Regions from separate parts of the Homo sapiens genome. Here region 1 is linked to region 2. Evidence: chromatin loops called from intact Hi-C (ENCODE). Cell type or tissue: heart right ventricle. All regions are shown on one strand. Links, peaks and the distances in the headings refer to the core of each region. The heading gives the core; the rest is flanking DNA. Region 1 overlaps ZNF91 (zinc finger protein 91). Region 2 overlaps RPSA2 (ribosomal protein SA 2).

Region 1 (15,835 bases), core at 5,049-13,048, 420 kb after region 2:
AGGAATTGCCACACCGCTTTTTACAATGGTTGAATTAATGTACACTGTTAACAGCAATGTATAAGTATTCCCTTTTCTCTGAAACCTTGACAGTATCTATTTTTTGACATTTTAATAGCTGTTCTCACTGGTGTGGATGGTATCTCATGGTTTTTCTTGGCATTTCTCTAATGATTATTGATGAACATTTTATTGCATGCTTGTTAGCCAAATGTTTGTCTTCTTTCGAAAAGCATCTTTTTCATGTTTCTTGTCTACTTTTTAATGAGGTATTTTTTCCTTGTAAACTTGTTTAAGTTCCTTATGGATTCTGGATATTAGACGTTTGTCAGAAGCATAGTTTGCAAATATTTTCTATTATTCCGTAGGTTGTCTGTTTACTGTGTTGATAGTTTCCTTTTCTTTGAAGGAGATTTTTAGTTTAATTAGGTCCAATTTGTCAATTTTTACTTTTGTTGTAATTGCTTTTGGTATTTTCATCATGAAATCTCTGCCAGTTTCTGTGTCTAGAATGGTATTTCTTTGGTTATCTTCCAGGGTTTTTTATCATTTTAAAATTAACATTTCAGTCTTTAATTAATCTTGAGTTGATTTTTGTGTATGGTGTAATAAAGGGGTCCAGTTTTAGTCTTCTCCATAGTGCTAGCTGGTTATTCCACAACCATTTATTAAATAGGGAATTCTTTCCACATTTCTATTGTTACTTTTGGTGAAGATCAGATGGTTGTAGGTGTGTGGCATTATTTCTGGGCTCCCTATTCTGTTACATTCATCTATGAGTTTGTTTCTGTACCAGTTCCATGTTGCTTTGTTTACTGTAGCTTTGCAGTATAATTTGAAAACAGGTAATGTAATGCCTTCAGCTTTGTTGTTTTGCTTATGTTTACTTTGGCTATTCAGACTCTTTTTTGGTTTTATATGAATTTTACAACAGTTTTTTTTTCATTCTGTTAAAAATATTTTGGTCATTTGATATCGAACAGCATTAAATCTGTAAATTTTGGAGGACAGTATGATCACTTTTAGGATATTGATTTTTTCTATTTATGAGCATAAAGTTGTTTTCCATTTGTGCCATTTCTGACTTCTTTAAGCATTGTTTTGTAATTCTTATAGAGATCTTTCACCTTCCTGGTTAGCTGTATTCTTAGATATTTTATTATTTTTGCAGCAATTGTGAATGGGATTATGTTTATGATCACATTTGGCTTGGATGTTGTTGATTCACAGGGATGCTACTAATTTTTGTCCATTTATTTTGTATCCTAAAATTATTTTTTTCCAAAGGCATGTAAAAATATATTTTTACTTTAAAAATAACTTAGTTACAGTAGTACTTTGCCTGTATCTTACCAACATGTAGCTGACAGTTAAAATTTTGCAATGTAGATATAATATATAGGGATATATAAGAACTACAAGAAAATCTCCAAAACCCGTAAAATTCAAATGTGAAAACAGAAAAGTTTTAACACTGGAGAATTCTCTACGGTGAGCCCAAGCAATATATAGAAAAGAGTCTAGAAAAAAGGCTGAGGTGTTAAATATGTTTTTACTTCCTCTTGCTCAGAAAATGTTGGAGTGCTGTAAAGTTCTGTAAATTTCTAATGTGACACGTCCAGCCCTTTGTAGCTAGTGCCAATCCTGGCCAAGCTAGATTTCTTGTGTGTCTGCAAACAATATCTGAGCCAAACATCACCAATGCCTGCTGAAAATGGATTCTGACTGACAGATTTCCTCGTTTTGCCAAGACAGGATTTTTTTTTTCTAAATTGTTTTTGCAAACAAGCTATAACAGGTAAAAAATAAAAATGCTTTATAAGAATATTATTTTAGAAAACCCATCACAAAACTGCAAATACAGCTTCAGAAGCCCTTCTGTTCAACTGCAGTTAGTTTAGTTTGTTTTTGTACCTTCTACCCCAAAGGAAATAAGTTCGCATCCTGTTACTTATTTTTTTCCGTGACATTCAGCCCCTCATCCAAAAGTGAGGGCCCAATATCAAGCTGCAGGGGGAGGAGGGAACCTGTAAGATCAGAGAGGGACTCCTCTGACTTAGTCTTTCCCTTGATGAGCTTGCATGACGCGGGATGGTGAAACATGTCTTCGGCTGGCCATTCGGGGTACTGTTCGGACAGGTTGGAGGAGTGGCTGTCCCTGCCCTGTCTGGACTGAGATGCGGAACCGCTGGAGCCCCATGAGGTGTCTCCCTGGTGGACTGTCCCGTTCTCCAACAGACTGCTTTTCTCCTGACCTTTTTCCTCCATGACGGGCTCGCAGCTAAGCCTTGGCAACTTTGCTGGCCGAAAGGACTCCTGTTTGGAATTAAAGTTCACCGGTGACAATAAGAGCAACATGAGAGCTTGGGACCCTCCAGTGATCGTGAGGGAGATGGTATTTTTGACCACTGAGGAGGGTGTTTCTGTGAACACAGAGTCTGAGGTGCTGTTGGCCCGGAAGAACTTACTATGCCCGGGGAGCTGACCCAGGTGTGCTTTCTCCTAGTTTCCAGGTAAAAGCTCATTGTTCCCTTGAAGAAAGGAAATATCTCCAAAGACGTCATGCTTGGCCCTCTTTGCCGATTTGGATGGTATGGCAAAAGCCTCCAAGAGGGGGACTGATGATATCGGGAGACAGAATGTCTCAGTTTAAATTTCTTTCCTTTCTTGTTATTGGCTGCTTTCAGGTAAATTGGGGCCTTGGCTGGCATTTTGGAATTTGAGAATGTCTGTTTTGCAAGCGGAAGAAAGGGCAACTTTTTTCACAGATGGTATATGTTTCTGAAGAATCTTTTTCGTTAGGAACTGTCAAATTTTTCTCAAGTGGCTTCAGAAGTGGCTCTAGCTGTGCGCGGTTCCGGCGTGGTGGGCGGTGACCTGCAGGGAAGCGAGGCCACCTGAGTGCACTGCCCTGGCCAGGCTGCAGCTCCCCAGGTCCCTTGCAGCCCGGGATTGGTTGGGCGCGGAGGGCTGTATCCTGAAATTATACTGAAGTTATTTGTAAGTTTAAAGAGCTATTCTGCCAAGTCTCTACGGTTTTCCTGATGTGGAAACCTGTTGTCTGCAAACAGGGATAGTTTGACCTCCTCTGTTCCTGTTTAAACGCCTTTAATTTTAATTTTAATTTTTTTTTAGATGGAGTTTTGCTTTGTCGCCCAGGCTGGAGGGTAGTGGCACGATCTCGCTAACTGCAACCTCTGCCTCCTAGGTTCAAGCGATTATCCTGTCTCAGCCTCGTGAGTAGCTGAAATTACAGGCACGTGACACCACGCTTGGCTAATTTTTGTATTTTTAGTAGAGACAGGGTTTCACCATGTTGGTCAGGCTAGTCTCGAACTCCTGACCTCGTGATCCACCCGCCTTGGCCTCCCAGAGTGCTGGGATTACAGGTGTGAGCCACTGCATCCAGCCAAATGCCTTTTATTTTTATCTTTTGCCTGATTGCTCTGACCAGGACTTCCAATTTTATGTTGAATAGTAGTGTTAAGAGAAGGCATCTTTTGCCTTTTGCCAGTTTTCAAGGAGGAATATTTCAAGCTTTTTTTTTTTCTTTTTGAGGTAGTCTCCCTTTGTCTCTCATGCTGGAGTGCAGGGGCACAATCTTGGCCAACTGCAGCCTCTGCCTTCTGGGTTCAAGCGATTCTCCTTCCTCGGCCTCTTGAGTAGCTGGGATTACAGGCACCCGCCACCACACCTGGCTAATTTTTGCATTTTTAGTAGAGATGGGGTTTTGCTATGTCAGCCAGGTTGATCTCAAACTCCTGACCTCAGGCGATCCACCTGCCTTGGCCTGCCAAATTGCTGAAATTACAGGACTGAACCACTGTACCCATCCGCTTCCAGGTTTTGTTTATTCAGTATATTGGGGCTGAGGGTTTGTCATAGATAACTTATTTTAAAGCATGTACCTTCAATGCCTAGGTTGTTGAGGATTTTTAACATGAAAGATGTTAAAATTTACCAAAAGCTTTTTCTGCATCTACTGAGGTAATCTTGTGGTTTCTGTCTTTAGTAGTTCTTTTTATGTGATGAATCACATTTATTAATTTGTGTATGTTGAACCAACCTTGCATTCCCAAAATAAATTCTACTTGCTCATAGTGGGTTAGCTTTTGGATATGCTGCTGGATTTTGTCATGATTTTGTTGAAGATTTTTGTATCAGTGTTCAAAGATACTGGCCTGAATTTTATTGGTTTGTTTTATCTCTGCCAGGTTTTGGTATCAGAATAATGCTGTTCTTATATAATGAGTTGGAGAGAAGTTACTTTTTCTTAATTTCTTAAAATAGTTTTAGTAGAAATAATACCAGCACTTTTTTGTACGTCTGGTCCACCTGTGAATGTCTGGTCCTTGGCTTTATTTGGTTGGTAGGCTATTTATTACAGTTCAGTTTTTGAGCTTCTTGTTCATCTGTTTAGGGCTTTGATTTCTTTTTTGTTCATTCTTGGAAGGATGTATTCCTTAATACTTTTTTTCATTTTTTCTAGATTTTCTTGTTTGTGTGCACAGAGGTGTTCATAATAGACTTCAAGATGTTTTTGTGGGGTCAGTGGTAATATCTCTGTGTGTTTGGTTTGTATAATTTTGAGATTTTTGAATTTCCTGAGGATTTTTTTATTTCTGATTGTGTGGTCAGTATGTGCCACGTGGCGATGAGAAGAATGTATGTTATGTTATTTTTAGATGAAGAGTTCTGTAGATACCTATTAGGAATATTTGGTCAAGTGTTGAGTTTAGGTTCTCATATTTTGTTAATTTTCTTCTTCAATTATCTGTCTATTAGTGCCTGTGGGATGTTGTAGTCTCCCACTATTATTGTGTCTGAATCTAAATCTCTTCATAGGTCTCTGAGAACATGCTTTATTCATCTGAACCTATGAATTTTATGTAACACCTTTCTCTCTTCTGTTTTTTCTTCCATAAACATTCTTTCATGTGCACACAGTGTGCAAAATTTAGATGTCCAGGAGTTCAAGAACATGTTTAGAGACCTGGCTGTTGTAAAAGAAAATATAAATTAGAAATAAGAGGCTTAATTAGTCTACATAAAAGTAAGAAAATATCTTACTAAAATCTCTTTTCTTATAACATTTAGATTACGTATATATTTTATCTCCCTTTTTTTGAAATATATATAAATCAAATAACAGCTGAATAAACCTTTTGTCATTTTTTTTTTTTTTTTTTTTGTCTCAGGATTGTCTTTATCTGGGACCCGAGATTAATTGCTTCGTTTTTGCTTTGGCAAAAGATTGTTCTTACAATTTTTAGTCTTTTAAAGTTGACACAGATTTGTTCAGTCTTGCTCATTCTAAAAGCACACAAAAGTTGAGCATAAAAATAGGATTAAATTTAGCAATAAAGAATTATAAAGACTAAAAGATACTGAGTAAGTTGTTTGACAGAAACCTGATTATCCATGATGATTATTTGCAGGCTAAAGTATTTATACTACAAAAGAAAAAAGAGTTCAGTTTATGGCTGGGCGCGGTGGCTCATGCTGGTAATCCCAGCACTTTGGGAGGCCAAGTCGGGCGGATCACCTGAGGTTGGGAGTTATAGACCAGCCTGACCAACATGGAGTAATCTTGTCTCTACTAAAAATACAAAATTAGCTGAGCATGGTGGCGCACGCCTGTAATCCAGCTACTCGGGAGATTGAGGCAGGAGAATCACTTGAATCCAGGAGGTGGAGGTTGAGGTGAGCCGAGATCATGCCGTTGCACTCCAGCCTGGGCAATGAGAGCAAAACTCAGTCTCAAAAAAAAAAAAAAAAGAGAAAGAAAAAAAGAGTTCAGTTTATAAACTGAAAAGTGGAGTGTGTTGTCATACCTTTGTTTCTATTTATTCAGTACAATTAGCATAGTAATGTATAATGTTTGTAGACAACCTGCATTCATATACATTCAATAGTATTTTCTGCAAGAGTATGAATATAAAGCCACAATATTTACTTTGAATGAATTCCTTAAATAGTTGTTTTAATATTGTGATTCATAGTTTTGAAATGTAGTTTTTCAACTGAATTATAGTTGCAGAAAATTTTTTAAAATCCTACATACATTATGAGTAGTATATTAAAATTATTCATAATTACATATTTATATCTAATATCCAAAGAAAATGTATTACCAAATTGTTACAGTAGAGATTAGTCTGATATACTTATTAATTTAACCAATAGGGATAGTTATAGGTAAGTATAATTTTAGTGGCTTTCATTTCAGAAATTGGAATGCTGCTATTACAGGACAAATAAAGGCAGGTGATTTGGCCACCCCAAAACTGTATAGCTGTTTAGTTAGTTATGTTGCAGGCTCACATATATTCCATTATATTAACACAGGTTTTAATTTTTTTAATCAAAAAGTGCTGGTGGTAGTTGTCAGATATATTTCTATATAGATTCCACATTTAATGGGCAGCAGATTAGAGAGCAGCAGAGATAGAAAAAAATCTTCTAAAATTCTGCTGATAATGTGCCCTTTCTTCATAACACTCATGTTTCTCATGCTGTGAGTAGCTATGCACTTTGGATATTTAGAGAGAAATTATTTTTAGAGGAATATTTTCTGGCTGACTTGATCAATCTTATATGTAATCTCAGTTTTTTCTTAAGACGCTTTTAACTTGTTTTTTTCTCTCAATATAATCTTTCTCGGAATGAGAGCTGTTTTTCTTTCTAATGCTTTGTGTATCTGTTTTAGAAACCCTATTAGTATCCCATAATGTCTGTGAAAGACATGGGCTGTCACAGTGAGAACTCTTAGAGCTATCTCTATCTGGATGCATGCTGGAAACCCAGCAGTATATTTTCCATGTCACCATTATAAATAGAAACTGTGGCTTAGATAATGCTCGCATTCCCATTATTGTGAAGGTGCGATTCTACCCGGGAGGCCTGCAAGCTCTCCTTCTGCAGCTCAAGCTTCACTCTTTTTTTTTTTTTTTTTTTTTTTTTTTTTTTTTTTTGAGACGGATTTTCCCCCCATTGCCCAGGCCAGAGTGCAATGGTGCAATCTCGCAATCTCGGCTCACTGCAACCTCCGCCTTCTGGGCTCAAGGGATTCTCCTTCCTCAGCCTCCTGAGTGCTTGGATTACAGGTGCCCACCACCATGCCCAGCAAATTTTTTATTTTTATTTTTAGTGGAGATGGGGCTTCACTATGTTGACCAGGCTGCTCTTGAACTCTTGACCTCATGATCTGCCCACCTCAACCTCCTAAAGTGCTGGGATTACAGGCATGAGCCACCGCACCCGGCCAGACTTCACTCTTTGATGTGACACTAAAGTGCTGCTGTGGCAATTGTCGTTCATCTAAGATGTGAGCTGCCAGCTGTGAGCCGTGTGCTGTGGGCTGTACCACAGTGGCAGATGGTAGGAAACAAAAGAGGACACTGGCCACCAGAAGAGGGGAAGCAGGAGTGCACTAGTCAAGTCCTCAGGGAGTAGAGAGCCAGTGCTTTAAAATGCAAGTAGCCAAAAAGATAGCACCCTATTCAACCACTTTTGTAGAAGAGTGAAAGTCTACCTTAAGCAGGCACCTGGCTTCAAGTTGCAAAACTACCTTCTGCCATGAAGATGTGAAAAGCTTATTTTGTCATTGAATATAACCAATTAGCATACATGGATGACCTCCCCAATGACCAGGTGAATTTAGGATGAACTACCTATGACATGGCGCTGTAAATTCTTCTACTTGTGAACTAATTACGGTAACCGTCTTTATTTCTTTTCAATCTCTTAAGCAGATGGATTGTAATGCATGTGACATTCAGACTTAATTGTGTAATGAGACAGTTTTCTTTCTGTTCTATTACTGTGGTTTCTCTGGTGCTGAAGAGAATTAATAAAAATTATATTTCCCAAACACTGTGTAGAATTACCAGACATAATATAAACACATAAGGTGCCAACCAAGCTCTACTCTAGAGGGGACTTTCCCTCTCAGGCTTCCAGTCAACTCACAGTTACGCTGTAAAATGTGTGCTGTCACCTAAATATGCAGGCAGAATTGTGTCTCTGCCTATTTGGTAGTTTCATTTTCTATTTAGAATCAGCCTGAGTCTCTCTTGCTGGCTTATTATTGGACCATCAGCCCAGGGTCACTGGAAATGCTCTCACAGTCACCTAGGTATCTTTGAGACATTTGAGAATCTCCAGAACAGAATTGTGTCAGGCTGACTAGAGTGGTTAATTTTGCTTCTAACTTAGTGTAAAAGAAATGAGTCATCCTGTGTTTGCTCCTCCCCTCATACAAGAGATGTCTTTGGTTGGTACCCAGGTGAGAGTTTCTCTAGTTCCCTGGTACTTGAGTGAAAAATGATGAGGAGGTCTGGAGACTCAAACAAATAAACTAATTGCTTCCAATTCATATAGTCATTAGAAAAATAGATGAAGCAGTCATGGTCCCTACCATGCAAGAACTTTTAGTCTAGACTAGCAACTGGATAAGTGGTTTAATTATGCATCAAAAGGTTGGGTACAATAAATAGATGTGTGCAAAAATATGGGCTTTATTTGGGCCGTTTTCTTTATATTTTTGTGACTTGTGATGTCTACACCTGAACATATATTAATAAACAAAAAAGTTATTATTTGTATTTTTTATGCCCTGCTAAGAATACTTATTTATCATCTAAAAAATTATTCTAGAAAACCTTAAGGGATTTGTTTAAATTGCTTATTAGTATGTGATATAAAATTGAAAGGGCAGTGGGGCTAAAAAAGATTAAAATTACACAAACTCTGAGATTTAAGTTTCTGTTTTCGTTTTTGTTTTTTAGCTAAGTTTAAAAAAAGAAACGGAACTAAAAATACTCCCCAGTGGCATAAAGAACAGAATTTTACATCAACTCTACACCCTGCTTCAGCCCTGTTTAGATTCACCCTTTTTGAAGGCCTTATTTAAGTCTTGCCCTACCCTGGAGTTTTGCCTCGCAGAACTAACTAGTAGAGATCAGAGTTTTGGGTAATGAATCCTGTTGCCTTTTTAGAGTTGGTGCTCACACTTTTCTGAAACCCAATAGCAGATAAATGGAAAAATAACATGTATTATAGGGTCTTAATTTAATAATTTTATATTAAAACCAGTGTTTACAGAGACATTCCATTTAGCAACTTGTTTTCTGTTCCTGCAGATACAGTAGTTGATTCACAAGTCACAAAATAGTAAATATAAACATAATAATTCATCTAAATTACATTACACTCTATCTGTATCCCTCTCATCTGTCTATATTTAGATTTTATTCTATGCATTTTTTTAAAAAAATGAGTGACAAAAACAGAAGAAGAAATAAAAATGCTGGATCCTTATTCTAAATCCTTGGGATTATTCAACACTTAGTATCAACTCACAGGGTGTTATTAGAATTAAATCAAATAATGAATTATCACAGTGCTCTGTAACATCCTGTTGATTACATAGTACCTGCTTAATAAACATTGCATTAGTACATGTGCACATGTTGTTTTCCAAATGCAGACTTACTCAGAAATTGCTGTTTTCTGTTTTCTTTGTGAACTTTAAAGAGCCAGCAAGTAGTATACTTTAAGATAGAGAATGGTTGTCTTCATTTGTATCAGAAGTATTTGTGTTGTGACAGGAGTGCTGAGTGTAAGGGACTCTGTGCTGTGCCTCATTTTTCTAACAAATGCTAATAATGAGACCAGAGAGAGTGACATCAGCACTGACAGGGGACTTGTTTAGAACACCCATTTATGGACCATTTCCAAACCTGCAGAATCACATTACATAGAGTGGGGCCAAGTTTACCAAGTGATTTATAAGCTAATTAAAGCTTGAGTGGCAATGCTTAGGTAAGTGGTTATAAGCTCAGGATTCTAATTAGAAGCACATGGCCAATTCACAGAACTCTCTTGTGCCCTTTTCACAGTTTCTGTTTAATGTTCTGAAGATAGCATCTATTTGTTTTAATTAAGTGTCTCCTGTGACTCTAAGGTGCCAGAATCAAGTATGAGAAGTTTAAGATACATTCATGAGAGTTAAGTTCCACCTTTGCACTAAAGGGTGGTCCAGGAACCTGTTCTATTTGGATTTGGTAAGGACAGGACAGTGTGGCCAATATTTGTATTACTGTAGCAGAAATTGCTGATGTCCGTAGCAGGGGAGGGCACCTGAGGACAAAAAAAAAAGAGAAACTTATATTTTTATCTCTGTGGAGCAGCTCATTGTTCTGAATCTTTTCTGTTATTCAGGACAGAAATGGGTAGAGTTTTTGTGTCTTGGGCCTTCTGCCTTTGGGTGTGGTGGTAATAGGTAAACATGTGCTCAAATTATTAAAGGCAAATTCTCAAAATGCAGACATAATTAGTCCAGAAAAACTCATCTGAGAAAGAATTTGAGAGGAGGAGGAGAAAGAGAAAAAATGGCTTTTTTTCAGCTAAACATGTCTCAGATCAAGAGCTGTGTCCACTCTGCCTCGTGGAATGCCACGCGTTTAGTACTTGCAAATTTTTACTTCTGTACCTGTATTTTTTCTCCCTAATGAGTTTGTCTTAACTACTTTTAAAAATGCTTATGATAGGCCAGGCGTGGTGGCTCACGTCTGTAATCCCAGCACTTTGGGAGGCCGAGGCGGGCAGATCACCTGAGGTTGGCAGTTTGAGACCAGTGTGACCAACATGGAGAAACCCTGTCTCTACAAAAAATACAAAATTAGCTGGGTGTGGTGATGCATGCCTGTAATCACAGCTACTCGGCAGGCTGAGGCAGGAGAATTGCTTGAACCCGGGAGGCAGAGCTTGTGGTGAGCCGAGATCGTGCCATTCCACTCCAGTCTGGGCAACAACAAGAGCAAAACTCCGTCTCAAAAAAAAAGAGAAAAAAAAAAAAGCTTATGATAGTCAAGGATCTCTGAAAATATTTCTTTTCTATCTACCAGAGCCTTCTCTGCATGATGGCTTCTTATATGCCATGCAGAATTCTCACCATGAATTTGTGATCTGCAATATTAAAAATGTTCTCTTTGTGGCTGTTGAACATGGAAAGGTGTGGATAATCTATTTCTATGGAGAAAACCTGGGATTCTTAGTGAAGATGGAGAACATATAATGTTGAGGTTCTGTTTTTTTATTATCTCTGTGCATTACAGGATTAAGAAAGTGCTCATTTAAACAGGATGGCATTTATTACCCAGAAAGTTTGGAAAAAATTATCAGGATATAGCTGCTTATTAGGGTGTTAAAGAAAGTACTTAAAATCACTATTAAAAATTGTAGAACACGGAAGATACCTGTACCTTGAACTTTCCATGCAACTGATATTTTCTTATGGTTAAATTGAGACTGTAATTTACTTTAGTGGGGGCAATATGGTGCATCAGCATACTATAGAAACTTGTCCTAGTGCAATTGGTATTAATAACTCACTTGCTTAATAAGCTCTCTTACAGATTTTTTCACTACAGAGTTATTTTTCTCTTCATCATTAAGTATCTTTATGCAGGTGATGTGCATAAAACATCACATTTAATCTGGCAGCTGCCCTTTTTTTTTTAGGTTTTCTTTGCATTGATCTTTTTTTGGTAAATGAAAGCTCTCATCTTTGTTTACAGGCCAGAAAAACTGAAAAAAACACAGGCTGTTCCACTTACTGGATGTTTGACAGAATAGTCTTTTGGGGTCAAAACATTGGCATTACTAGTGAACTTTTTAGAAATTCAGTAATTCAGACTTTATTTCAGATCTCCTGAAAAAATAATCTGCATTAACAAGATGTCTAGTTTATCATACACATTAAAATTTGAGTGGTACTGGCCAGGCATGGTGGCTCATGCCTGTAATCCCAGCACTTTGGGAGGCCGAGGCGGGAGGATCACGAGGTCAGGAGATCGAGACCATCCTGGCTAACACAGTGAAACCCTGTCTCTACTAAAAATACAAAAAATTAGCCGGGCGTGGTGGTGGGCACCTGTAGTCCCTGCTACTCGGGAGGCTGAGGCAGGAGAATCACGGAACCCGGGAGGCGGAGCTTGCAGTGAGCTGAGATTGCGCCACTGTGCTCCAGCCTGGGCAACAGAGTGAGACTCTGTCTCAAAAAAAAAAAAAAATTTTGAGTGGTACCTTCTAACTCAACGTGTCTATTGTGTCTGAAATATATAACAACTATGCCTTTTTCACCTGAAAAAAATACACAAGTCATTCTGTATTATGTAAATATAACACTCAAAAATGTACTTGTTAATATTTATGCCCTCAATTTTACACTTTATCATCTAGACAAGTATCATATATACACTGATATTGTGGGTATTATGCCACTCTCTTTTCTCAGAGTTAGAGAATACATTACAAAACGTTTGTGTGTTGACAATTATTTTATTGGATAATTTCAGCCACTCTTATAAGTCAGAACCAGTTCTAGTCACTTTCTGATTTTACCTTGAGTCAAATGAAAAATTCTGCCCATAGCCACTTTGTAAATATGTGTGTTTGTGTGTGTTTTTCAGGGACTGTTGACATTTAGGGATGTGGCCATAGAATTCTCTCCGGAGGAGTGGCAATGTCTGGACACTGCACAGCAGAATTTATATAGGAATGTGATGTTAGAGAACTACAGAAACCTGGCCTTCCTGGGTAAGGAAAACTTTAATACTAAGTTTCTAATATAAACTAATGGTTTTACTTCTTTTCTTTTTTTTTTTTTTTTTTTTTGAGACAGAGTCTTGCTCTGTTGCCCAGACTGGAGTGCAGTGGCGAGATCTTGGCTCATTGCAAGCTCTGCCTCCCAGGTTCACACCATTCTCCTGACTCAGCCTCCGGAGTAACTGGGACTACAGGCGCCCACCACCATGCCCGGCTAATTTTTTTTTTTTTTTTTTTTTTGGTATTTTTAGTAGAGACGGGGTTTCACTGTGTTAGACAGGATGGTCTCGATCTCCTGACCTCATGATCTGCCCGCCTTGGCCTCCCAGAGTGCTGGGATTACAGGCTTCATTTCTGTTTTGTAGAATGTTTTCTGGAAATTTATGCTTTCAGATTTCTGTTTTCAAGAAAATCCTGGGGATTTGTTTGTTTAGAAAAGAATTTCCTCAAGATGTTTCATCTTGACCTGAACTTTCCACATTCCTGAGCTGATCTGTGTCCTTCACTTTAGATTAGTGGTAATTTCAGAAGTTTTGTGGCATAAAATACTGTTACTCACACCTTAAAATCTAATTGCCATCACCAGTTTTTGATACAGTAGTACCAAGCAGTAAAATTAAGAACCTATAAAATTAAAATATCTTCTAAATATTTAAACATTTCTGTTACAAATTAGTATATTGGGACAATTTATTAGAATATTCTATTATATGCTCTTTACTGAGCACATTACTAAGTTGGCAGGTGGAGAATATGAGCAAGACTCATGTTAGTTATTTTTAATAAAACAGGTATTGCTCTCTCTAAGCCAGACCTGATTACTTATCTGGAGCAAGGAAAAGAGCCCTGGAATATGAAGCAACATGAGATGGTGGATGAACCCACAGGTAGGTGAGAGTGAATACAACAGACGACAAGGATGAGAGGCCCAAAGTCAAGAAGAAAGCAGGTCTTTAAAGTGATCTGAGAAGCTGTGTTCCAAAGGAAATAGTTTCTGGGAAGCCTGAATTTTTTTTTTAAATTATGCTATCACTTCTGTTAATGCTTATAAAATCTCTAAGAATTCTACTTTCCCTTCAATGATCTTTCTTCAAGTTTACAGTGACAGCCAGAGTACTGTTCATGGCATAGAAAAGAGTGCATTTTGCTAATTTTACATTTTGCTAATTTTTTGCATTTTACATTTTGCTAATTAACTGAGTGTATTCATTAGTTTAAACAGGTTTTAAAGTACTGTTTATTTATATATATATATATATATATATATATATATATATATATAAGATTACATGATCTACAAAAAGCAACATTTTACTTACTGGTCTTCAATTTCAATGACTTTAAATTTTTCTTTTGACTGTTTTGTCTTCCACATACTTTGAGTGCTATGTTAAAATAGAAGCATTGACAATAAGAAACAATAGTTTTGCATCGGTGACTGTAAAGAAGGAGCAAACACTTGTTCAAGTATTTATAGACTGGTTTCAGAAAGTAAAAATCTATTTTTATTGGGTCCTCAGAGTGATAGAATGTCATCTGGGTTTGTAGTGAAGAAGGGTTGTAGCTTGGTCTTAAGTCTGCTGGGTTTGCACAAGGGTCCACCTTTAGTTGTGTTGTTAAAAGGGGCTTGGATAGTTATAATTCTCATTTAATTTTTGGACAGAGTGAATATCCTTCAGGACTTTGCTCTGCAGGGCAGACCCAAGGGCAGGTTTCTGCAGTCAGGTCTGCATATGGTGGGCTTTATATGAGGATGTGGATGAGCATGGCTTTCATCTAGTACAAGAGAGGATTTTCCCACGTTACTTTGGGTTTCTACATAGGCAGAACCGGCCATGAACTGTGGCTCAGAGAGCTGGAACTGAATCATGGACCTGCTTCAGGGACCACAGTAAAGGCCAAAGTCTGCAGGCCTGCTGCATGGCTATAAATGGGTGTCTTCCTCCAGGCCTCTGGAAGGGCAGAACCTCCCCAAGTCTGTAGCTGGGAAGAGTTTGGGATGGTTACAGAGTACAGTTCAAAATTCTCAGTGGAACCAAGTTAAGTGGAATATTTTCTTGTCTGTAGCCAAAAACAGTAGTCCTGTAGTTTGCTGCCTGAATGAGGCTTGCCTTCTAAAAAGGATTACCTTCGATCTTGGGCTTCAGCAGAGTTTCATAACTCCCATCCTGGATCTCAGAGCTCTCTTAAAGGCACTTATTTTTGAGATGGGGTCTTGCAACATAACCCAGGCAGGTCTTAATATTTTGACCGGAAGCAGTTCTCCAACTTTAATGTGCCATGTAGCTGTCATTACAGGTGTGAACCATGATGCCTGGTTCTCTCACAAACGCATTTTTGTCAGGAATGGCTGCCAAATTTTCTTGCTGTCAGGAGATAAGCAAATAGGGCATCTTTTTTTTTTTATCTTATTAATGTCACTCTCCATATAAATTTTTATTTTTATTTTCTACTTCAAATTTGTCTGTAGTTTTGGATTCAGACATTTAGGACAATATACTAGAATGTACATGTTGTGTGTGAGTTAGGTAATTAGTATACAGGCAGGCAAATAGGAATTACAGAATTTTCAGCCACTTTTGTCAGCCTGTAACTAAATAATAACATAATGTATTCCTCAAATATTTGTTTTATACATGAAGCTCTAACCATATTTTGCTAAATATATACATAATTTAGCAATTTAAGGCTATAGTTGGTTCTAAACTTGAATTACAGTAATTTTATTTTGTGTAAAAATAGCACATATTTAAAACATAAAAATTGACACTAGTTTCTTTTAAATGCTTATCTATTAAGTTTCTCATTAGCATCTCCTATTTATGATTGTACTACATTTTCTCTGGGATTTTATTGCCATACAATAGATACCAGTAATTTAAAGTGCCTGCCTTCCATGACTGCACAGTTAGTCAAACATTGCCGTTTTCTAGACAAATTATTTGTTAACGTACATTAATGTTGCCAACTAGATTTTATGAGTAAACATTTCTTTCATTATTTTCTTGCAGTTCTACATTAGTGTGTTTTTTAGTGTAAGTTCCTTAATATGAGTTTATTGTTTTTTGGTTTTACTTATGTATTATAATTTTAGACAATTTGCAATTCTGTTTGTATACTTTAAGTCAGTGTGGGATTTAATTAAAAGATAAATGAGCCATATGTCTATCACAATCAGATTATATATGTGTGTTTTTATGTCTACAAATATGACCCCAGTTTT
Region 2 (15,835 bases), core at 1,468-9,467:
ATGTCTATTTATTGTACCCACCATATGATGCATAATTAAATCATTTATCCAGTTGATAGTCAAGACTAAAAGTTCTTGCATGGTAGGGACCATGACTGCTTCATCTATTTTTCTAATGACTATATGAAATGGAATCAATTTATCTGTTTGAGTCTCCAGACCTCCTCCTTGTTTTTCACTCAAGTACCAGGGAACCAGAGAAACTCTCATCTGGGTACCAACCAAAGACATCTCTTGTATGATGGGAGGAACACACACCAGATGATTCATTTCTTTTACAGTAAGACAGAAGCAAAATTAACCACTCTTGTCAGCCTGACACAATTGTTCTGGAGATTCTCAAATGTCTCAGATGCCTGGGTGATTGTGAGAGCATTTCCAGTGACCCTGGGCTGATGGACCAATAATAAGCCAGCAGGAGAGACTCAGGCTGATTCTAAAAAGAAAATGAAACTATCCTGGTGGAGCTCCAGAACCTGGATCTCCTGTCCTGATTAGCTAGCTTTTGGACAATAACACTCTAGTATCACATTTTCCAGGTAGCTATAGTTGTGCTCAGGGCTCTGGCTACTTTGTGGCCTTGATCTCTCACTCCTAAGATGCTTGTTTACACTTAGAGATTCTGCCATCAGATTCTATTTAAACCTGTAGCCTCTCACAGAAAGGTAGCAATGTGAAAAGGTCAAAGAGTCACACTCTCAAAGGAGGGATCTGAAGTGTCTATGTGGACATCTCACAATGCAGAAAATGCCTCCTGTTGGTTTTCTGTACATTCTCAATCTAAAGTCTGGCCCTGTCTTGTAAATTCCAGGCAGAGACCAGACCTTATGTGCAGATTCTAGATAAAATCAACATCACTTTGCATTTTTGGCTGTTACAGCGAGTACAATCAAAGGAGAAATCTACTCACAGAGACTGCTCTAGAAAATTCTAAATAATATTTTACCTAAAAAAAAGCTGACACAACATGAATATAAGTACACAGTTTATTGGGGCCAAGCTTAAGCATTGTAACTTGAGAAGAAATATTCAAGATGCCTGGAATCTATACTGATTAGCAGCAATTACAAGTGGATTTGTGAAGGGAAAAAAAGAAGAGAGATAGAGAGTGGGGTGATACAAACTAGTTTGTGAGAAATTCTTATTTGTTTAAATAAATAACTTATTATTGGTTTAACTTATACCTACTTTTGGCAATAGTGAACAGCTTCAAGAGATCAATATATAGTTGAAAGTAGGGAGAAAGACATAATTGTGCTCTTATTTTAATGTCTGAGTTTTATAAGTAAAAAGACTGGCAGACAGCCACAGTGGCTCACGCCTGTAATCCCAACATTTTGGGAGGCCGACGCAAGTGGATCACGAAGTCAAGAGATCGAGACCATACTGGCCAACATGGTGAAGCCCATGTCTGCTGAAAAAAGTAATACAAAATTAGCCAGGTGTGATGGCACATGCCTGTAATCCAAGCTACTCGGGAGGCTGAGGCAGGAGAATAGCTTGACCTGGGAGGAAGAGGTTGCAGTGAGCCGAGATCACGCCACTGCACTCCAGCCTGGTGACAGAGCAAGACTCCATCCCCCCCAACCCTCCCCTAAAAAAAAAAAGACTTGCATTTCTCAAATGAAACTTTTGTTTTGTTTTGTTTTTTAATTTCTAGACCTAGATTTAGAATTTGGAGCTGCAGATTTAGGTCCTGGATGGGTGGAGTAGCAGCAGGTGTTACCTGCAATTGTGAGCATTTTAGCAAGAGGAGAAAAAGAGAAGTGGAGATTCTCATGTCTCCATGTCTACTCAATGCACACTTGTTACACTGATTGGGTTTCTGGGCTCCATGGTCTCTGAATCAGTTTCAGGTCTGAAGATACAAGAGTCATTGAAAGAAGTAAAATGGTTAATATCTGCCCTATTAAGTTTGTAGAAATCTAGGCCAGGTGAGGTGCCTCACACCTGTAATCCCAGCACTTTGGGGGCTAAGGTGGGTGGATCACCTGAGGTCAGGAGTTCAAGACCAGCCTGACCAATATGGAAAAACCCTGTCTCTACTGAAAATACAAAATTAGCCAGGCTTGGTGGTGCATGCCTGTAATCCCAGCTACTCGGGACACTGAGGCAGGAGAATCACTTAAACCCAGGAGGTGGAGGCTGCAGTGAGCTGAGATTGTGCCACTGTACTCCAGCCTGGGCAACAAGAGTGAAATTCCATCTAAGAAAAAAAAAAAAAGTTTGTAGAAATCTGCTCTAGCCCCTCTAGAAGTGACTGTGGAGGACTATAGATACCAAATAGGCAGAGACACAATTCTGCCTGCATATTTAGGTGACAGTATGCACTTTACAGCATAACTGTGAGTTGGCTAGAAGCCTGAGAGGGAAAGTCCCCTCTAGAGTAAAGCTTGGTTGGCACCTTATTTGTTTATATTATGTCCGGTAATTCTAGGAAATATAATTTTAAAAAAATTCTCTTCAGCCCCAGAGAAACCACAATAATAGAAAAGAAAGAGGTTGGGCATGCTGGCTTACACCAGTAATCCCAGCTTTGGGAGGCCAAGGCGGGTCGATCATGAAATCAGGAGATAGAGACCATCCTGGCTAACACGGTGAAACCCCATCTCTACTAAAATAAAAAAAAATAAAATAAAATAAAAAAGACGGGCATAGTGGCATGTGCCTGTAATCCCAGCTACTTGGGAGGCTGAGGCAGGAGAATCACTTGAACCTGACAGGCAGAGGTTGCAAAGAGCTGAGATCACACCACTGCACTCCAGCCTGGGAAATACAGCGAGACTCTGTCTCAAAAAAAAAAAAAAAAAAAGAAAAAGAAAACTCTTTCATTACACAATTAAATCTGAATGTCAAATGTATTACAGTCAGTCTGCTTAAGAGATCGAAAAGACATAAAGATGGTTACCATAAATAGTTCACAAGTAGAAGAATTCACAGCACCATGTCATACATAGTTCATCCTAAATTCACCTGGACATTGGGGAGGTCATCCATATATGCTAATTGGTTATATTCAATGACAAAATAACCTTTTCACATCTTCCTGACAAGATAGTTCTGCAACTTGAAGCCAGCTGCCTGCTGAAGGCAGACTTTCACTCTTCTACAAAAGTGGTTGAATAGGGTGCTATCTTTTTGGCTACTTGCATTTTAAAGCAGTACCTCTCTCCTCCCTGAGGACGGGGTTACAGTACTCCGGCTTCCCCTCTTCTGGTGGCCAGTGTCCTCTTTTGTTTCCTACCATCTGCCACTGCGGTATGGACCACAGCACAGGGCTCACAGCTGGCAGCTCACATCATAGGTGAACGCCAATTGCCATAGCAGCACTTTAGTGTCACATCAAAGAGTGAAGCCTGAGCTGCAGGAAGAGAGCCTCCCTGGGTAGAACTGCACCTTCACAATAACGGAAATGAGAGCATTATTTAAGCCACAGTTTCTATTTATAATGGTGACATGGAAAATATACTGCTAGATTTCCAGCATGCATCCAGATAGAGATAGCTCCAAGAGTTCTCACTGTGACAGCCACGTCTTTCACAGACATTATGGGATACTAATAGGGCTTCTAAAACAGATACACAAAGCATTCTACAGAAAAACAGCTCTCACTCTGAGAAAGATTATATTGAGAGAAAAAAAAGAAGTTAAAAGCATCTTAAGAAAAAACTGAAATTAGATATAAGATTGATCAAGTCAGCCAGAAAATATTCCTGCAAAAACAATTTCTCTCTAAATACCCAAAGTGCATAGCTACTCTCAGCATGAGAAACATGAGTATTATGAAGAAAAGAGGTATATTATCAGCAGAATCATAAAATATTTTTTCTATCTCTGCTGCTCTCTAATTTTCTAGCCTTTGAATGCAGAATCTATATTCAAATATATCTGACAACTTCCACCAGCACTTTGATAAAAAATTAAAATCTGACTGTGTTAATATAGTGGAATATACATGAACCTGCAAGGTAGCTAACTGGAGAGCTACTACAGTTTTTGGGTGGCCACATCATCTGTCTTTATTTGTCCTACAATAGCAGCATTCCAATTTGTGAAATGAAAGACATTGAAATTATGCTTACTTATAATTATCTCTATTGGTTAAATTAATAAGCATAGCAGACTAATATCTACTGTAACAATGTGGTAGTAAAATTTCTTTGGATATTAGATATAAATATGTAAGTAGGAATAATTTTAACATACTAGTCATAATGTATGTAGGATTTTTTAAAAAATTTCTGTAACTGTATTTCAATTGAAAAACTTTACATTTCAAAAGTATGAATCACAATAATAAAAGAATTAAGGAATTCATTCAAAGTAGACATTGTGGCTTTATATTCATACTATTGTAGAAAATACTATTAAATGTATATGAATGCAGGTTGTCTAACAACACCACACATAACTATGCTAATTGTACTGAAGTAATAAATAGAAACCAAGGTATGACAATATACTCCACTGTTCAGTTTATAAACTGTACTATTTTTGCTTTTGTAGTGTAAGTACTTCAGCCTGTAAATAATCATGTTGGATAAACAGGTTTCTGTCAATCAAATTACCAATATCTTTTAGTCCTTATAATTCTGTTTTGCTAAATTTAATCCTATTTTTATGCTAAACTTTTGTGTGCTCTTGGAATGAGTTTTACTGTGAACAAATCTGTGTCAACTTTAAAAGACTAAAAATAATAAGAATAACCTTTTGCCAAAGCAGAAACAAAGCAATTAATCTCAGGTCCCAGATAAAGACAATCGTGAGTAAAAAAAAAATAAATACATAACAAAGATTTATTTAGCTGTTAATGATTTACATATATTTCAAAAAAAGGAGATAAAAATCTACACATAATCTAAGTGTTTTAAGAAAAGAGATTTTAGTAAGATATTTTCTCTTATTTTTATGTGGACTAATTAAGCCTCTTATTTCTAATTTATATTTTCTTTTACAACAGCTAGGTCTCTAAACATGTTCTTGAACTCATGGACATCTACATTTTGCACATTGTGCACACAGGAAAGAATGTTTACGGAAGAAAAAGCAGAAAAGAGAAAGGTGTTATATAAAATTCATGGGTTCATATGAATAAAGCAAGTTCTTAGAGACCTATGAAGAGATTTAGATTCTGACACAACAATAGTGGGAGACTACAACATCCCACAGGCACTAATAGACAGATAACTGAAGAAGAAAATTAACAAAACATTAGAACCTAAACTCAACACTTGACCAAATAGTCCTAATAGACATCTACAGAACTCTTCAGCTTGACAAAAATATAATTCAACAAAAAGAAAACAACTTGAAACCATACAATTACATAAAAATTAAACAACCGGCACTTGAATAACTTCTTGATAAATAATGAAATTAAGGCAAAAACCAAGAAGTTCTTTTAAACAAATAAGAACAAAAAAACAGGCCAGGGCTGGGCATGGTGGCTCATGCCTGTAATCCCAGCACTTTGGGAGGCCGAGGCAGGCAGATCATGAGGTCAGGAGTTTGAGACCAGCCTGGCCAAGATGGTGAAACCCCATCTCTACTAAAAATACAAAAATTAGCCCATCATGGTGGCACATGCCTATAATCCTAGCTACTTGGGAGGCTGAGGCCAGAGAGTCGCTTGAACCTGGAAGGCAGTGGTTGCAGTGAGTTGAGATCGTGCCATTGCACTTGGCCTGGGCAGCAAGAGCGAAAATCCATCTCAAAATAAATAAATAAATAAATATAAATAAAAATAAAAAACCAACACATCAGAATATCTGCAATACTGCTAAAGTAGTGTTAAAAGGGAAATTTATAGCATTTAATGCTAAAAAAGTTTGAAAGATCTTCATTTGACAACCTGACATCATAAATAAAAGAATGAAAGAAGCAAGAGCAAATCAATCCCTAAGCTAGCAGCAGACAAGAAATAACCAAAATCAGTATCAAGAAATCCAGGAATTAAGTCTATGAAAAAAAAAATAAGATAAATAAACCACTAGCTAGATTAATGAAGGAAGAAGGGATGATCCAAATAAACACAATTAGAAATAACAGGAGACATTACTATTGACCCCACAAAAATATATTTAAGTCTACTATTAATACCTCTGTGCACACAAACAAGAAAATCTAAAAAAAATGAAAATATTATTGAACAAATACATCCTTCCAAGAATGAACAAAAAAGAAATCAAAGCCCTAAATAGATGAGTAAGAAGCTCAAAAATTGAATTAGTAATAAAGAGCCAACCAACCAAATAAAGCCAAGGACCAGACAGATTCACAGCTGTGTACAAAAAAGTGCTGGTATTATTTCTACTGAAACTATTTTAAGAAATTAAGAAAAAGTAACTTTTCTCCAACTTATTATATAAGAACAGCATTATTCTGATACTGAAACCTGGCTGAGATTAAAAAAAAAAAAATCAGGCCAATATCTTTCAACATTCATGCAAAAATCCTCAACAAAATACTGACAAACCAAATTTAGCAGCATATCAAAAAAGCTAACCCACGATGATCAAGTAGAATTTATTTTGGGAATGCAAGGTTGGTTCAACATACACAAATCAAATCAATAAATGTGATTCATCACATAAACAGAACTAAAGACAGAAACCACAAGATTACCTCAATAGATGCTGAAAAGGCTTTTGATAAAATATAACATCTTTTATGTTAAAAACTCAAAAACCTAGGCATTAAAAGTACATACTTTACAATAATAAGTTATTTATGACAAACTCTCAGCCAACATACTGAATGGACAAAACCTGGAAGCAGATGGGTGCAGTGGCTCATGCCTGTAATTCCAGCACTTTGGGAGGCCAAGGCAGGCGGATCACCCGAGGTCAGGAGTTTGAGATCAACCTGGCTGACATGGCAAAATCCCATCTCTACTAAAAATGCAAAAATTAGCCAGGGGTGCCTGTAATCCCAATTACTTTACAGGCTGTGGAAAGAGAATTGCATAAACCAGAAGGCAGAGTCTGCAGTGAGCCAAGATTGTGCCACTGCAATCCAGCCTGGGAGACAAAGGGAGACTCTATCTCAAAAATAAAGGAAAAAAACAAGCTTGAAGCATTCATCCTCAAAAATTGGCACAAGGCAAAGATGCCTTCTCTCAACACTTCTATTCAACATAAAATAGGAAGTCCTGGTCAGAGCAATCAGGCAAAAGACAACAAAAAAAGGAACTTAAACAGAGAGGAAGTCAAGCTATCCCTTTTTGCAGACAACATAACTCTATGTCTGGAAAACTGTATAGTCTTGGTGGAAAAACTCTTTAAACTTACAGACAACTTCAGTATCATTAAGGATACAAAATAAATGTACAAAAATTAGTATCATCCCTGTAAATCAGCAACATCCATGCCAAATACAAATTATAAACACAATACCATTAACAATTGCTGCAAAAAGAACAAAATATCTAGGAATACAGCTAATCAGGAAGGTGAAAGATCTCTATGATAAGAATTACAAAACAACGCTTAAAGAAGTAAGAAATGGCACAAACAAATGGAAAACAACTTTACACTCATAAGTAGAAAATATCAATATCCTAAAAATGGTCATACTAACCCCAATATTTACAGATTTAATGCTATTCTAATCAGATGACCAAAATATCTTTAACTAAAAAAAAAAAAAAAACTATTGTAAAATTCATATAAAACCAAAAGAGTCCGAATAGCCAAGGTAATCATAAGCAAAAACAACAAAGCTGAAGGCATTAGATTACCTAACTTCAAATTATACTACAGAGCTACAGTAAACAAAGCAACATGGAACTGGTACAGAAACAAACTCATAGACCAATGCAACAGAATAGGGAGCCCAGAAATAATGCCACATACCTACTACCATCTGATCTTCAACAAAGATGACAATAGAAATGTGGAAAGAATTCCCTATTTAATAAATGGTGGTGGAATAACTAGCTAGCAGTATGTAGAAGACTGAAACTTTATTACACCATATACAAAAATCAACTCAACATTAATTAAAGGCTGAAATATTTATTTGAAAATTATAAAAGACCCTGGAAGATAATTTAGGAAATACCATTCTAGACATAGAAACTGGCAGAGATTTCATGATGAAGATACCAAAAGCCATTGCAACAAAAGCAAAAATTGACAAATTGGACCTAATTAAACTAAAGAGCTTCTTCACAGCAAAGGAAACTATCAACACAGTAAACAGACAACCACAGAATAATAGGAAATATTTGCAAACTATGCTTCTGACAAAGGTGTAATATCCAGAATCTATAACAAACTTAAACAAGTTTACAAGAAAAAAAAGACCTCACTAACAAGTAGACAAAAAACATGAAAAAGATGCTTTTCAAAAGAAGACAAACGTGGCTAACAAGCATGTAATAAAATGCTCATCAATAATCATTAGAGAAATGCAAAGAAAAACCACAAGATGCCATCTCACATCAGTGAGAAGGGCTATTAAAAAGTTAAAAAATAGATGCTGTCAGGGTTGCAGAGAAAAGGGAATACTTATACACTGCTGTTAAAGAGTGTACATTAATTCAACCATTGTAAAAAGCAGTGTGGTAATTCCTCACAGAACTAAAAACAGAATTACCATTTCACCAAGCAACCTCATAATTGGGTATATACCCAAAGAAATACAAATTATTCTATCATAAAGATGCATGCACAAGCGTGTTCACTGCAGCACTAGTCACAATAACAAAGACATGGAATCAACTTGAATGCCTATCAATGGTAGACTGAATAAAGAAAATACGGTATGATCAGGCACAATGGCTCATGCCTGTAATCCCAGCACTTTGAGAGGCCAAGGCAGGTGGATTGCCTGAGCTCAGGAGTTTAAGACCACCCTGAGCAATATGGAAAAATCCCATCTCTAAAAAAATACGAAAAGAAAAATTAGCTAGGTTTAGTGGTGCATGCCTGTAGTCCCAGCTACTTGGAAGTCTGAGGTACAAGAGGATTGCTTGGCCTGGCGGGATGGCTCACACCTGTAACCCCAGCACTTTGGGAGGCCGAGGCAGGCAGATCACCACGTCAGGAATTCAAGACCATCCTGGCCAACATGGTGAAATCCTGTCCCTACTAAAAATACAAAAATTAGCTGGGCATGATGGTGGTGGGCACCTGTAATAGCAGCTATTCAGGAAGCTGAGACAGAAGAATCACCTGAGCTCCGGAGGAGGAAGTTGCACTGAACCAAAATCACGCCATTGCACTCCAGTCTGGGCAACAAAAGTGAGACTGTCTCAAAAGAAAAAAAAAAAGAAGATTGCTTGAGCCTGGAAGGTTGAGGCTGCAGTGAGCCAAGATCATGCCACTGCACTTCAGCCTAGGCAACAGACTGAGACCCTGTCTCCAAACAAAATACATAACATAATATAAAATACAAAGAAAATAAAATACAAATACAATACAATAAAATACAAATAAAACAAGAGCAAAACTCAGTCTCAAAAAAAAAAAAAGATATAACCCCAAAAAAGTGAAATAAATGTATTGAACCAAGAAAAAAGGTGGGAAAAGATGAAGCACAAAGGTGAGAAACAGCTGTGATCAATAAAATTCTCATCCTTTGTGTTCTCCAGGAAGACTTTAAGGGAAAAAAAAAAAAAAAAAAAAGAAAGCCACCTCTTTCCATTATGACTGAAATGGTGCTGTTTTCTTACCTATCACACAGCCAGAAAAACGCTTTGTACTTTTTCTTTTTACTCACTGAAAAACAAGCTGACTTTGTCTTCAGTAGTCAACATAAAATACTTCTTAATCAAGCTTAGGTTTATTCTCTTCCCACAGGATATGAACTTTGAGCTTACCCTCAGTCTGAGCCACCATACAACCCCATTTTATGTCCCTCCTAAGAACATACTGACGTCCGGGTAAAACATTCTCTAATCTAAAATCTGATTTTATTACACTCAATTTAAACATTCCCCTCCAACCTCCTTTCTAATCTTGTTTGCTTTTCTCTGGAAGGCAAAGCCCTTTTCTGCCTAATCTTTGCAATCTTTAAAACTCTTGGCCTGGCGCGGTGGCTCACACCTGTAATTCCAGCACTTTGGGAGGCCGAGGCGGGCAGATCACGAGGTCAGGAGTCTGAGACTAGCCTGATCAACATGGTGAAAGCCCGTCTCTACTAAAAATACAAAAATTAGCCGGGCTTGGTGGTGCGCGCCTGTAATTCCAGCTACTCAGGAGGCTGCCTGGGTGACAGAGCTAGACTCTGTCACAAAAAAAAAAACAAAAACAAAAACAAAAAAACTTAGTTGCTACTTTCTCCTGTTGCAATACTCCTTCGAAATTCAATTTTTTATATACATCTGTTTTATTTTTAAAAGTCTAGAAACTGCCTCAAAACAATAACAACTCCATCTTCAGTAAGACCCTCCCAATCTCCTTTATATTAACCTTATCTGCATCTGCCTGTGGATCCCCAGCATTCCAAGGCTCTGTAGTTTCTCTCAGTATAGAGGCTTCTTCCATGTCTTGGATAATCAGGTTGGGAAATTTGCAGGGGAGGTTCCCCAAAAGGAACTGGGCCTTAATAACCTCCTTTTGCAGGCTCAATATTAGCCTCAGCTTGGAGTCACTGGGCTTAAGCTTTAATTTCCATGTCAGAGTTATTAACTTGGTTTGTGAAACTAAGTGTTAGAAAAATTCAGCAATATTACTCAAACACAGTGTTCACATAAGGGAAGAAACTTTTAAGGTGCTTACATTTTATATCTCAGTAAGAAAAGCAAAATCATTTATTCCTTTCAGACAATTATTTTATTATTTGTATGAAAAATCATGTAGTAAACAATCAGTCGGCAGGGCGCAGTGGCTCATGCCTGTAATCCCAGCATTTTGGAAGGCCAAGGTGGGTGGATCACCTGAGGCCAGGAGCTCGAGACCAGCCTGACAAACATGGTGAAACCCAAAAATTAGCCAGGTGTGGTGGCAGGCACCTATAATCTCAGCTACTCAGGAGACTGAGGCAGGATAATTGCTTGAACCCAGAAGGTGGAGGTTGCAGTGAGCCAAGATCATGCCACTGCACTCCAGTCTCAGAGATAGAGCAAGTCTCCCTTCATCTCAATAAGAAAAAAAAAAAAGAAAAGATTAAAATAATATAAAAATGTACACTCAAGGACAAATAGTTGATAAAGTGAATTAGGGAGGGGAAATTGGCATTTGGGAATATCAGACGAAACTGGAAATTTAGTATTTTGCTGTAAGCCAGAGTTAGGCTGGAGGAATATGGGATGAGGGGTGGACTTGAGGTCCTGCTTGGCACACATGTGAAAAATTCAGGGAAAAATCCGTCACCATTGGAGTGTGAAAATAATTAAGTGGCAGGCAATTAGACTGAGGTGGCTCTAGTCCCCGGATTTGTACTTCTAAAAAATAATCTAAACTCAAGAGCATTTTTTGGTAAATTACTACATTGCCGGAAACAAGCTTCAGGCTTAACCAACTATAAACTGCCAATTAAACTCTGATTACATAACCAAGATATTTCCACCCTGATGTGTAAAAATTAAGAAACTAGGGCTGGCGCAGTGACTCATGCCTGTAATCCCAGCACTTACGGGGCCGAGATGGGTGGATCACCTGAGGTCAGGAGTTCGAGAAGCCCCTTCCACAGACCATAAATTAAAACCATAGCTGGGTGCTCTACAATTTTTGAATCACCCTTTGATTAAATTATTTAATACTTTCATTGTGACACCCATACATTTTTAATAACCCTGAGTCAGGATTCTGCCCTGATGATTCTCCCGTGGTCCCTGCACAATCTGGGAGAGATGTGGCGCTACTGGTGCAGAGCTGCCCAGAGAGGGCTCCAGGACATGGCACAGCCAATGCACTGGGAAGACAGGACGCCCGGGGGCCCGGCTGTCAGCCTAGCTGCCATCTTATGGCTGCAGGGGACGGATGCCAACCTGGGCAAGGAGAACTCAGGGTGCAGATTGTGGAGCTGACTGCGGGGAGGCCTGAGTCCCACCACAGCTGCTTCCCACCAGTTCCAACCAGCCCTTGCCCCTCTCCAGATGTCGGAACTGGCAATCTCACCATTTCTAGGCTTTCAGCGGGTCCTGGCGTCTTTGCTGTGGATCTCCAGTACCTGCAGGTCACAGGGCCACACAGGCTGGGACTCTAAGTCAGAGGACACAGAGCAGTGAAGACGACACCTGGAGCTCCATCTGCAGCTAGAGACACAGTCCCCCCAACTACAACCTGGAAGTCGCTCTGTCTGCTCCAGTTGTGTGTGTGATTGGACAGTTTCCAGTCCAATGTCGCTGACTGGATATCGTTCAAGACCCCACCTTCTCAAGGCCCTGAGTGACAGAAGATGTGATCAGCCTAACACAAGAGAGACAGCCTAAGTTGCAGCCTTTTCAGGGAGGACTTCCTCCCTGAACTGAGCCAGGCCCACCCCAGAACATGGGAAAATTCTCTTTTTTCTTTCTTTTTCAATGTATTCAAAATGTGAACCAAAATATTTTATGTATATTAACAATACATAAAATTATTGTTCAAGAGAAAATCAGGCCGGGTCCAGCGGCTCACGTCTGTAATCCCACCACTTTGGGAAGCCTAGGCGGGTGGATCACGAGGTCAGAAGTGCCAAGCCAGCCTGACAAAGGTGGTGAAACACCGTCTGTACTAAAAATACAAAAAGTAGCCGGGCACAGTGGCGGGCGCCTGTAATCCCAGCTACTCAGGAGACTGAGACAGAGAATTGCTTCAACCCGGGAGGTAGAGGTTGCAGTGGGCCCAGATCATGCCACTGCACTCCAGCCTGGGCAACAGAGCAATACTTCATCTCAAAAAATAAATAAATATATACATACAAAAAAGAAGCTGGGGGGCAGGCGCAGTGGCTCATGCCTGTAATACCAGCACTTTCCAAGCCTGAGGCCAGCAGATCACCTGAGGTCAGGAGTTCTAGACCAGCCTGGACAACATAGTGAAACCCTATCTGTACTAAAAATACAAAAAATAGTTTGGCTTCCTGGTACATGCCTGTAGTCCCAGCTACTCAGGAGACTGAGACTGCAGTTAGCCGAGAGTGTGCCACTGCAGTCCAGCCTGGGTGACAGAGCGAGACTCTGTCTCCAAAAAAAAAAAAAAGTAACACAATATCATCTGTGATTTTGTTCCTTGATGACACTGTCTGTGCCACCCGAGAGCTTTATACAATATGTGAGAGAGTGGTAATTCTCTAGGACCTTGGCAAAAAGAGGAGACTAAGGATTGTGCTTGTTTTCCTAAGCCTAGCTAGGAGAGAGAGTAACTCTTTTATTGCCTGGTTCAAGGTGTGAGAATCATCATAGCAACTACAAGCTGGGGCAAGATATATGTCACAATTACATCAGTGAGTAGAGAGTAAGCAGAAGAGTCACATCACCTGGGGCTTGTCTAAAGATGTTACAATCTTTTTTGAAGGAAAGAACCAGACAGGAGAGTCATATCACATCACCTAGGTACCTGGTCAGGGATGCATTAAAATCTATTTCTATAAGATGGCTGCTGGTGGCAGGCAGACTGGATGCAGTGGCTCATGCCAGTTATCTCAGCCCTTTGGGAGACCAAGGCAAGTGGATCAACTGAGGTCAGGAGTTCGAGACCACACTGGCCAGCATGGTGAAGCCCCACCTCTACTAAAAATACAAAAATAAGCCCAGTGTGGTGATGCATGCCTGTAATCCCAGCTACTTGGGAGGCTAAGGCAGGAGAACCACTAGAACCCAAGAGGCGGAGGTTGCAGTAAGCCAAGATCACATCACTGCACTCCAACCTGGCTGTCAAAAAAAAAAAAAGAAAGAAAGAAAAAAAAGAAAAGATGAGCACAGGCCACAAGTCACATCTTCTGGGTGCTGGGCCCAGTGATATGTTACAAAGCTCTCAGTGAGCAACACCCTGAGAGGTGAGACACACACCTGGTGGCTGATCCCAGTGATATGTTACAATCTTTTCTTTGTGCATGAAGCATGTAGGCGAGGACAGTCATATTTCATAGGATATGGATCCAAAACATGTCACAAGGCCACCTGTGGGCAGGGCCCAGGGAGGAGCTTCCCATCCCGTAATGTCAGACCCAATAATATGTAACAATATGCAAAATATGCAAGGTCCAGTCAAAATACGAGTTACATCATCTAGGTGCTGGGTCCAGTGATACATCACAATTCCCTTATGGCAGGGTAGAGGCTGACGAAGAGTCACATCACTACCTAGGTGATGAATGAAAAGGTATTTCATAATACTCTTGTGGTCAGGGCTTACGTAGAAGACACATCATCTGGGTGGCAGACCCAGCTATATGTCACAATGCAAAATGTTTGTAGGGCCCAGACAAGAGAAAAGAGTCCCATCACATAGGTGCTGGGCCAAGTGATACATCACAATCCCTTTTTGGTCAGAGTCCAAGCAGTAGAGGAAGTCACATCACCTAAATGCTGCATCCAGCAACATGTCACAATGCCCTGAGAGGACAACCCAGGAAGAAAAGTCACATCACCTTGGTAAAATGCTCAGAAAGATGTTATAATGCTATCTTTTCATAGGGCTCAGGAAGAAAATGAGAGTCAGATACATAGGAGCTGGGCCCAGCTATATGGCACAATCACTACAGTAGGCAAGGCCTTGGCATGACAGGAAGGTCACATCACATAGGTGCTGGGCCCAGAGATATGTCACATTTCCTACTGTGGACAGGTACAGAAAGATAAGGAGAGACCTATCATTTAGGCGACTGGCCAAGAGATATGTCAAAATGACCACTTGGGCAGGAGTCAAGCAGGAATATCACAACCCTGTGGGCTGTGCCCAGTAATAAATCACTGTCGCTTCTGTTAGCATGACCCAGGCCCAAAGATATATTGCAATCTAACCTACGGACAAAACGAAGATAAAAGAGGAGAGTCACATAAAATAGTTGATGGGCAGAAAACTCATATCATCTATGGGCAGGGCGCAGCAATATGTCACAACGTATTATGTAGGCAGGTCCAAGAAAAAAAAGTAATATCGCTTTGGTACTTAGTTCATTAATATTTCACCATCTTTCCTGCAGGAAAAAGTAAGAAATAAAAGAAAAAAATCAACCATATGCTGTGAAAGGTCACGATTCTTCCTGTGAGCAGAGACCAGGTAACACAAGAGAGTCACATCACCTTTGGGATTGGTGCAAAGACATTCATTCATTCTTTTTTTTGTTTTGTTTTTGTTTTTTGAGATGGAATCTCACTCTATCACCCAGGCTGGAGTGCAGTGGCACGATTTTGGCTCACTGCAACCTCCACCTCCCGAATTCAACCAATTCTCCTGCCTCAGCCTCTTGAGTAGCTGGGACTACAGGCACCAGTCACCATGGCTGGCTGCTTTTCGTATTTTTCTTTTTTTAGTAGAGACAGGGTTTCACAATATTAAGCAGGCTGGTCTTGTACTCCTGACCTTGTGATCCACTTCCCTCAGCCTCCCAAAGTACTGGGATTACAGGCATGAGTCACCACACCCAGCCACAAAGACATTTCAAAATGCCGCCTATAGGCAAGGCCCAGGCATAAAAATTACATCCCCTGAGTGTCACACCCAGTAATATGTCACAATGGCCCAAGTGTGCAAATCACAGGCAGAAGAGTCACAAATTGTCAATGCAGGGCCCAGCGATGTCACAATGTCATCTGAAGGCAAAACCTAAAAGAAGAGAAGAGTCACATAAGCTAGGTGCTGGGTGTAGCAATATGCTACAATTTCTCTGTAAGCAGGGACCAGGCAGAAGATGAGACCCACATCACCTGGATGCTGGGCCCAGTAATATGTCAACCATCTTTCCT

Evidence for each region. Hi-C counts contacts between places; a loop is a spot of excess contacts. Peaks named below come from ENCODE experiments on the same cell type or tissue, not always from the same donor. Only the 100,000 strongest peaks of a DNase experiment are listed, where the experiment ranks them.
Region 1: a loop joins it to region 2, with 8 times the contacts of the local background. A loop is called at or near these places in 4 of 110 quality-filtered maps.

What each region holds. Positions count from the first base shown.
Region 1 is chr19:23,371,406-23,387,240 of GRCh38, reverse strand. ZNF91 (zinc finger protein 91) reads left to right here. Exons shown (of 4, transcript NM_003430.4): 2 at 12,477-12,603; 3 at 13,404-13,499. It also overlaps the pseudogene BNIP3P8 and the pseudogene CDC42EP3P1. Among named protein-coding and RNA genes, the nearest start is that of ZNF91, 16 kb to the left of the region's middle. In heart right ventricle, for the core only: no CTCF peak of the experiment used is centred there; no DNase peak of the experiment used is centred there; H3K4me3 peaks cover 1,308 bases; H3K27ac peaks cover 6,123 bases.
Region 2 is chr19:23,787,005-23,802,839 of GRCh38, reverse strand. All of the region lies in intron 1 of RPSA2 (ribosomal protein SA 2), which reads right to left. It also overlaps the pseudogene BNIP3P39. Among named protein-coding and RNA genes, the nearest start is that of RPSA2, 32 kb to the right of the region's middle. In heart right ventricle, for the core only: no CTCF peak of the experiment used is centred there; no DNase peak of the experiment used is centred there.